Regions from separate parts of the Homo sapiens genome. Here region 2 is linked to region 1. The links are chromatin contacts, found by Hi-C or POLR2A ChIA-PET in ENCODE. All regions are on one chromosome and are shown on one strand. The core of a region is the stretch at or near the end of the contact, and the rest is flanking DNA. Distances in the headings are between cores, read along the strand shown.

Evidence for each region. A loop is a pair of places that touch in the nucleus more often than their neighbours do. ChIA-PET counts read pairs that join two places held with the same protein, here RNA polymerase II (POLR2A). Pooled maps may share reads with other maps.
Region 2: a map with no recorded cell type shows a loop between it and region 1 (3-fold over the local background). The contact joins the enhancer-like site here to the promoter of ZNF518A in region 1. A Hi-C loop is called at or near these places in 1 of 37 single-sample maps with no recorded cell type and 2 of 50 pooled maps. POLR2A ChIA-PET finds 5 or more read pairs at or near these places in 3 of 52 experiments (H1, HepG2 and activated T-cell).

The regions. Positions count from the first base shown.
Region 1 is chr10:96,128,080-96,134,441 of GRCh38, forward strand. It overlaps ZNF518A (zinc finger protein 518A), which reads left to right and starts at 2,218. Exons shown (of 6, transcript NM_001330736.2): 1 at 2,218-2,673; 2 at 4,507-4,591; 3 at 5,504-5,569. It overlaps LOC124902486 (a long non-coding RNA gene), which reads right to left. Exons shown (of 2, transcript XR_007062254.1): 2 at 976-6,362. RefSeq lists enhancers at 1,174-2,078, 1,631-2,270, 2,079-2,982.
Region 2 is chr10:96,243,326-96,246,773 of GRCh38, forward strand. The region is part of intron 2 of BLNK (B cell linker); the gene reads right to left. Among named protein-coding and RNA genes, the nearest start is that of BLNK, 27 kb to the right of the region's middle. Within about 2 kb of position 1,251, at least 6 of the 41 ENCODE cell types and tissues checked have a DNase peak (open chromatin) inside an H3K27ac peak, as active enhancers do.

The DNA.
Region 1 (6,362 bases), core at 968-3,467:
ACAATATATAACGTGTTAGTTATATGTTGCACAGCTCTGAGAAGCTCAGAGGTTAAATGCTGTCAGCTAGTAAGCAGTAGTAAGGTCTTCAGAGGGATCAACTATTTAAAGCATTAATCTAGATGTCCTATCCCCATAACTATCCTTCTCAAGTAAAAAAGTATTCCAGAATCCTTTCCTAAGCTATGATTTAGCCTTCTCCCCTTTGTATCTTTTTCTCCCTTTTAATCATCTTCCCTTCCTTCTTGATTCACTCTCCTCTCTCCTCTCCTCCCTCACCACCCCACTTCCACTTTTTTTTTTCTTGCTAACCAATATGTTCAAAACCTGAAAGGAGATCAAGAGAAACCTTTCAGGTTTTGAACATAGAGGTTAGCAAGAAAAAAAAGGTGATATGAATGGTGGAAGAGGTGATATGAATGGTGGAAGAGAAAGGGGAAGAGATAAGGTAAGTCTGACTAATATTTTAATTTATTTTAACTTTCTCCAATTCTTCTATAACATAAATGCAGGTTTGCAAGGTTTTGTAGGTGAATGTATATGTAGAAGTAAAAATAAAGTTATAATGTGAATACTGTGGGGGGGGATGCAATATCTTAATCGAAAAAACAAAAACTACATCAAAACACAGAACAAAAAACTCTGTCCATTTTTCCAAACTAACATCGTTTTTTGTTATTAAAAGAAAAATCTCGTTCTCTCTCTTTCTGCTGTGATGTGTGTGCATGTCTGGCTTGCACAGAAATGAGGACCTGAAGAGAGATGGGTGATGTACGATGCGGAATAAAATCCACTTTGTAAACATGTTCTTCATTCCATAATGGCATCCCCTTTGGTATTTACAGAAGATTTCTCCTTGTGTGTTTTACACAAGCATAAATATGACTAATGTGAATTTCCGCTCATTCGCCTTTTCTAGGTGGAATTGTGTAGCCCAGTAAACACAATAATAAAGAAGGCTTCCTAAAGACAAAGTGAGGATTTCTCAGTGTGCTTTTTATTAAAGGATGGAGAAAATCTTGCATTTGGCTACAGGCTGACATTTTCAAAAGCCTGCCCTAAGACAATGAAAAATATGTATCATACACATATTTTAAAAAATTTTTAAAAATTATAAATGTCATACATGCTACTTAAGAAAACACGGAACATTAAAAAATGAAAAATCTGATCATAGTTTCACTTTCAATTTATTGGTATATCCTTCTGCGCCAAGGTTTTTTGTTGTTGCTTAAACGTTTGCCGCCACTTATTCCCTCCCCACATTTTAAAAGGAAGATAATTTATGTAGAATTATGTAGAAAGTGAGGTATCAATTAGTAGGTTGGATTTATAAAGAACAGAAGAGGAGCCACACTGGCCTTTGGGGTAAAGCCAACCATATTAACTGTCCAGCCCTGTTGTCAGGTAGAGGAAGTATTCGTTTGAGGGAGATGTGAGCCTCCCTCATTGTGAAGATAGTTTTTGATCAATTATTCAATATATACAGGTTTGGAGTTCAGTATGTCTTCTAGAACTACTGGCGGCAGCTTCTTTCGTTGACGTGGGCTACAATGGTTGCTAAAACCTGCGTGCCAGAAGCCAGAGGTGGGGAGGCGCCATTTGCTAAACCGGAACTGGTTAAAATCTCAGGGTGGAGACCATTCCCAGTCAGCAAGGGCTTGGGAAGTGCATACAGTTCCTGCTCCTGGTGTCTACTCTGAAGAGCACAGAGTAGACGTTTGTCTGCCATTTCACCGGCAGTAAGATCAGCAGCTGCTGGTGAGCAAAGAGGTAGTAGTGGGTCACTGGACTGGTGGGCGCCGGGGCCGCGCGCTAGATGGAGAGGTCAGCGGCGAACCCAGCTCCATGGCCTAGTCTCGTCAGACCGAGCGCGGACCCTGCCGGCCTCCGTTCTCTTCCGCTTGTCTCAGGTAAAGCGCAGATCCCTCCGCCGCAGCGTGCGCTCCCGGTAGCGCTGCGATCAGCTTTTCGGCAATACCCGGATGGAAGTGTAATGGCCGCCATCAGGGACTCGCAGGCAATGGGTACTACGACAGGTATTCCCCGTCAGCGGGACTGCCCAGACCTTTTAGGATGTCAGAACTTCTAGAGGGCCACCCAGCAGGCAAACGGCGAGTTTGTGGACCGTCAGGGTCCCCCAAACAGGTCCAGGGATCCGCCTCTTGTGAGAGGAAGCGCGAGTTAAATAGTCCCGGCCATTCAGCGCTTCCGCTTAACTTGCCGCAAAGTTTTTCTGGAGAAGTCGGGGTTTTTTTGCCGAGCGCTTTTGCCGACTGCTAGAGCTTACCCTTACTTTCTTAACCTGGGGTTGTTTTACTTCCGGGCTTTTTGAACTCTACACTCTCCTACATTCTAGGAGCTGGGTGGGAGTAGGAGACGGTGTGCCTCCGCGCTCCCCGCGGGGCAGCCGAACCCCGGAGGAAGGGGCGGATCGGGCGCGGTGTTTGGGGCGAAGCTGGGCGCGCGGCGCTCGAAGCACTCACTCGGCGGGTTTCGTGGTTGGTGGAGACAGCAAGGGCGCCCCGCAGACCGCACCCCTCGAGCTATAGGTTCGCAGGCCCGACTCGACGGCGTCCCTATTGCTGGCCCAGCGTATGGTCATTGGGGGCCATTTCTTGCAGAGATGCCCTGCTCCCTGACGCGCTCGCTCTTCTCCAGAGTTGGCCAAAGGTGCTCTTCCCCGCAGACCCTAACCACACCCAGTGGCAGTTGGATTTCTTTGTAACTGGCTTTCTCACATGTAGGGTTCATTTTGACTCTATTCGTTACATGGTGTCCTCTTTGTCAAGTAGACAGTCTCTTCCTAGGTGGCTGTGGTAATTGAAAAGTACATAGAGCGAAATGTATATAAGGAAAAATGTTTTAACTCTTAAGTGGACCGATCAAACAGATGTAGCTTTAAAGTTCAGAATACAACAGTTAAGACTCAGTTTTCTTTTTAGGTTTAAATTTGAGAGCAAGTAGTGTATGTGAGCTGTTTTAGTGCAAACATTGTTGAGTATGTTGTCAAACGTCTAAAAAACCCTAGAAAAATAAAATAAGTCAATGTTCAAGGAATTCATAAGAATGTTGGAATTTGTACAGTTGTCGCAGTGATAAAACATGAAGACACCAAACTGTCAGGATAGGAATTCTATTAACTTGAAAGTGTGCATGTTAGATCTAGTTACTGGTAATTGTTGAATTGCTTTTTCTGCAGCAAGGGGTCTGATTTGAGTGTACTCTAAGGTTGATATCCTCAGGTTTAATTTAAAACATTTAAATTGATTCAGTGAAATTTCCTAACATTTTTTGAGTTTAACTGCAAATTTATAGAAATGCATTCACTATCTTTCAGCAAAATTGTCTTTTCTGAAATTTATAAAGAGACATTGCGTTCTGTTAACACTTTGAGGGTGTTGGGATTTCCTGGGGAAGGTAAGCATAGTAAACGATGTTGATTTTTGCCATAGAAACTGTAAATTAGATCATCCCTAGATACAGAAAATTGCCAACAAAAGGGGAGAATAAAATGTAGGTATGTTACACAACCAAATGTTTCCTGTTTGTTGCGTGAAAATAAGTATAATTACCAAATAAAACGTTTTATATCTGGTTTTATGGAAGGACAAAAGACAGTAACCACAATGAACACCCACTGTGTGCATTGATAATGTATGAACTTTTAAATGCTTCAATTTTTTGCCATGGTCACACTTCGGATTCTGTTCTAGTCTCTCTGGTAATAGTATGCTGTAATCCCAGAAGTTTCTATATTTTGAAATATTACAGAGGGACTATACTTTAGCCTAGATCTATAATTTGACTTCAGGATATGCTTTAAATGCCCTTTAAGTGTATTTTTGTTGTTTACTTTTCTGTTTATAGTTGTTTAGAATTGTTCTCATTGAGGCATTGTGACATTGCATACTTTAGAGCACTTAATACTACTTTTTTTTTTTTTCTTTAAATGATAGGAGACTTGAATCTTGCCCACATTCCTTCAGGTATGCTACTGAAGGTTTTGTGGCAAAGTGCTATTAGCAGAACAAAAAGGTTTTAACACCGTCTTGAAATTTTTATTTATTATCTGGTCCCAGGTGTGTAGGCTGTGAGTATTTCAGTTCTATATGGGGTATTGGCTTCTCATGGTGAGCAGTTTTCATGGCATATTAGATACCAGAAATGAGTATTAAGGGTTAGTATTGTGGTGGTAGGATAACTGAATTGGAACCGGATCCAGATATTATTTCTAGTTTTGTGACTTTGGGCAAGGCTCATTTTCTTTTTCTTGTAATAAATGAAGATACTGAGTTAGATTGATTCTAAGCTTTAGGTTGTGACTTTTGCAAATTTGTGACATGTTATCACTGGTCATCAATGATGTATGCTTAAGTGTATAGAAGTTTTTTCTTAGTTTTTTTTTTTTTTTTTTACATTTCTTTATACACCTAAGTTGAATGTGAAGTGTAATTGAACAGTTTTTGTCGTCAAAAGTTTTAAAATCTTGGTCTTCATTTCCAGATATCATCTCTTCTTTTGATCACTGTTCCTGATTGTGACATTGTGCAAGTGTTAAATTGTGTGCCTTTTGTTCCTGAAGAAAGAGGTATGGTAAAGATTGAAATACTGGAGTATATAGTCTATTAAGTAGTAAGTTGGTATGTTTTAATATTGGACTAAATAAAGTAAAATATAGGTTAAGTATCCCAAATCCAAAAATCCAGAATGCAAAATTTTTTGAGTGCTGACATGATGGTCAAAGGAAATGCTCTTTGGAACATTTTGGATTTTGAATTTTTGGATTTGAGATGCTCAACTGGTATAATGCAAATACTCTAAAATCCTAAAAAAGAAAAAGAAAAAAAGAATGAAACCCTTCTGTTCCCAAGCATTTCAAATAAGAGACACTCAACCTGTAGTTTTACATATACATGAGTTTTCATAAGTTATATAAGTTATAGTTTTATTTTATTTTTTGGCTAAAATAAAATACTTAAACATGAGTTTTCATTTTAATCTAAGCAAAAAAAGTAATTTTTGGTTTCATAGTTTATTACTTAACATTTTATTAGAAATCCAAATATAACTTTAACTATCATCCTTCTGAATAGAAAAGTGGCATTAAAGTCTTCTGGGTAATGAACAGTGGAGATAAAGGTGGTAGATAGATGTTTCAAAGCTATATGAATGGCCAGAAGATTGTGGTTTTGGTCTAGTAAGTGCAAAGCAATGTACCTAAAGAAAAATTATCTGATATGTGTTTATATTATGACTAATAGCATCTTCATTATGAATCAGGAAAGGGACTTGGGAATCACTATAGTGTTATGATTGGTTTCTTGAAGACAGTCATGTGAATGTCTGGGTGTAGACAAAAAAGGAGGAAAAATATGCCAACAAATCTATGGTATTATAAGGAAAGCTTTGGAAATGTAGTGGAAAATATTGTACCCATGTAAAAAAACATGTTTTTTCTACCCTCAAAACACAGATGTCTCCTACTCTTTGTGTTGGATAGGTCCTGGGATCTTTGAAATGCTAAGATTCTTGGATACCACAGTATCATAAAATTCCTCTAAATGCAGTAAGTATACACATAAGTATGACCGTAAATTAGGAATAAGATTATTTATGTAACTGCTGAAATAGCTGACATAGACTATACCACCTTACAGTATTGCTTTAATTATCATAATAACCGTGTTCTTCCCTGAACTTCACCAGCAAATGGATTTCTGTTCAGGGCCATTTTTTTACAAAGGCATGAATTTTTATTTTGTCAGAAAATAATGTACATTGAGTAGAGAGCAGTAGAGCTGAGTTGAGGTACCACGTTATCGTTTATGTCATTAAGTAACTTTTTCCTATATAATATTTGTTTGACTTCCTACCACGAGATTCACATGGGTACTGTGTTATTCCTGAAGAGATAAAGTAATTCTGAATGCTAAGAATTTTCCTAAAGGTTGAGCATCCCAAATCTAAAAGCCTGAAATCTAAAATACTCCAAAATCTGAAACTTTTTGAGTGCTGACATGAAGCTCAAAGGCAATCATCACTGGAACATTTTGGATTTTGGATATTCAGCCAGTAAGTAATGCAAATATTCCAAAATCCACAAAAATCTGAAATCTGAAACACTTCTGGTTCCAAGCTTTTTTGTTTTGTTTTGTTTTGTTTTTTTGAGACGGAGTCTCACTCTGCCACCCAGGCTGGAGTGCAGTGGCGCGATCTCGGCTCACTACAACCTCTGCCTCCCAGGTGCAAGCAATTCTTCTGCCTCAGCCTCCCGAGTAGCTGGGACTATAGGCGCATGCCACCATGGCTGGCTAATTTTTTTTTTATTTTTAGTGGAGACGAGGCTTCGCCATGTTGGC
Region 2 (3,448 bases), core at 1-2,500, 110 kb after region 1:
CTTGTGCCTAGGAGTTCAAAACCAGCCTGGGTAACATAGTGAGACTCCATCTCTACAAAAAAATAAACAAAATGAGCCAGCCATGGTGGCATGCACCTGTGGTCCCAGCTACTTGAGGGGCTAAGGTGGGAGGATCACTTGGGCCCCAGAGGTCAAAGCTGCAGTGAGCCATGATCACGCCCCTGTACTCCAGCTTGGGCGACAGAGCGAGACACTGTCTTTAAAAAGGAAAAAAAGCCGAACAAGTGAACAGTGAGTGTCTCAGGATTGGAGATTATGAGACTTAGCATATTTAGTATTCAACTTGTTTTAAGCACTCTCAAAACTTTACTAAAGTAAAGGTGCTTTAGTACCTTTATGCACATATGAAATGTGCTAGTCACAATCCTTCTTCATTCAATAAAAGAAGAAAATTGAAATTACATTTTAGAAAACTATTCCAAGTTTTGTAAGTTCTGATACCTCCCTTTCCACTACTTGAAATGAGTAAGGTTTATAGTCAATTATTTTTAATAATTATTACCCATTTTAACTAAGAATTATTTGCTTAATGAAATTTAAAATATACATAAATAAAACTTATATCCAGTAGCCTTTATTTACTAAAATATCATATCCTTCTATAGAAGCAGTATAACTGCTATTATATACAAACTTTCATGTTTTGAAAAAAAAAGCATAGAAATTTGTGTTTGATTAAAAAATGCACACAAAAACAATTTACAAACCAAAATTGTAATTTGCAAAAATAACAATATGTATATTTACATAGAAATTCTGGTTTTCTTTTTCTCATAGGCTCTCAATATCTATTATTTCATTCAATTCTCCTCACAAGCCAGCAGGGTGGGCTGGGAAGATACTATCATTAGTCCCATGATGAGGTATAGAGACAGAGATCATCCAAGGTGTTGCAAGGAAGAAAAACAAAAACAAAACTGGGTCTGGTGCCCAGGTTGGTTCAAGGAATAGTAAAATTTCCAAAAGCACAAACCACCTGTTATCCATTATTACTATCATTTCATAAAAGAAAAGGAAGGGTATTTTACTACCCCCAAATAATCTCAGAATAAAGGAAAAACTCACTAAAGGACTGTTGGCCACTCAACACTAGGAATAAAAGGCGTAGTTGAACTTTGCTCTGTAGCTGGCTGCTGTGCACAACCCCCAACACTTCATGCTCCTTATTTTCTCATGCGGCCATAGACCAGTGAAAACTCTGTCACAGTCTTGTGTTAGGGAACCAGCGTGTTCAAGCGTGCTTCCTCCGTTCAGGGTAGCACCTGTGGCCTGGCTTCAAGTAAAAGTGTAACTGCAAGTCACTTTGAGCTAAAGGGCCCCTGACGTCACCCGGGGTAATGACTATGGTGGCCATAATTTCCAGGCTGAGAAGAAACATGGTTTGTCATGTAAAAGTGCTTTGGTCATCCAATGGGCAGAATGTATGAAACAGAGGCTGTTATAAAAAACTTGAGCTCCACAGCTGCTGTAAATATGACTGGCTATGGAATAGAGAGACATTTTATGCAGAGGCTTCATGTTATTGAGAACTGGTGTATTGTAAAACTGGCAACTGGGGGCCATGGAATAGAGAAACATTTTATGCAGAGGCTTCATGTTATTGAGAACTGGTGAACTGTAAAACTGGCAATTAGAATTGCTAGTGATTGTAACAAGGACTGTCTCATAAAGAATGAGATTCTATCTGTAGCAGAAATAATAAGCAAAAATCATCACACACCTCTCCCACTCATCAGACAGAACATGAAGCCAAATTCTCCTCCTCTGTAAGATGACCACCACCTCACAAGCAGAAGGCCATTTATGTTTGATGATGATCACTTATGCATAGAGACTCATTTACATTTCATAGTCTGGAAATACCACCAAAAGTGATTTCTTATTTTTAATTTTAGCATAGATTAAAACGAATAAGGATGCTCTTTTGAATGCATAGAGAAATGAACTTCTATAAACTATTTTTTGGTCCAAAATTTGGGGAGAAAAATTTGGTAATAGCAATTAAAACTTTAAGGGCACAACTTCTTCCATTTGGAAATTTCATTTTAGGAATTTAGCCTACTGGTATATTCAAGGTCTGCAATGAACATTTATTAAAGTATTATTCATGACATTTAAATTGGAAGAAACAACCAGAGAATTTTGATTGCTATTATCAAATTGCTATCCAAAAATGTTGTACCGGTTTAAATTCAAATCCCCCCTTAAAGATGGCCACCAATATATAGCTAGTTAATTGAATTATAATATATTTAAGGTAGACTATTAAATCATCTGTTCAGAAAAGAATATGGTTAATTTTTACTTACTAACAAATAAAGATGTCCATGAAATAGCTTAAGTAAAACCAACAAAGCAAGTTGGTAGAATGGCGCATGCACTATGATACCATTTATGACGAAAATGTATGTGTATAGTATGTACAATGTCAGTGTATGTATGTATGTGTTTAAGCACACACATACATACATATATACATACTTATACACACATACATACATATATATACACACATTGAACTTACCATGACAATGTCCCTTTCTGGGGAGTGGGTTAAGATGGAGATATAAGGAAATGGGAGATTTTGACATCATACAATTCTGGCCTCTTTGATTTTTTTTCCCTGGTGAATCTGTATTAGTTTTATTTAAAAAATTTAAAGACTTAACAGAATACCATTTCCCATTTTCTCTTGAAAGAGACTTACCTACTAAGGTATATAAGACCTACTAAGGTACGTCTACCTTAGATTTTGAGTGGCAAATGCAGATATGTACAATTTTTATTCTCTTTAAAAAAAAAAGCTTAAGAGTTTTTGATGTACAAGGAGTTTTGAGATGCTAGGCTTTCCCTCTCCAAGTGCCAATTGAAAAGTTCATTTTCAGGTAATAATTCGAAAAGCAGAAATCAAAATATGGAAAACTGGCTGAGCGCAGTGGCTCTTGTCTGTAATCCCAGCACTTTGGGAGGCTGAGGCGGGCGGATCACCTGAGGTCAGGAGTTCAAGACCAGCCTGACCAACATGAAGAAACCCTGTCTCTACTAAAAATACAAAATTAGCCAGGTATGCTGGCACGTGCCTGTAATCCCAGCTATTCGCTGGGCCGAGGCAGGAGAATCGCTTGAACCCAGGAGGCAGAGGTTGCGGTGAGCTGATATTGTGCCATTGCACTCCAGCCTGGGCAACAAGAGCGAAACTCCATCTCAAAAAAACAAAAAAACAAAATCAAAAACAAAACCCCAAAAAAAGGAAAACTCACATGGCATCTTGAAGAAGCTAGGGCTGTGTTTTGTAACTTTTCATTTGGATTTCTCCATACATGTTTTCATAGCCCTTAGCTAAATGGTTATAGAAATGATTTTCCTGCTTTGACATTTGTTAGGCACCTTGAATGGGCATAGCTCACCTTCCCTGCAGTGAGAAGGA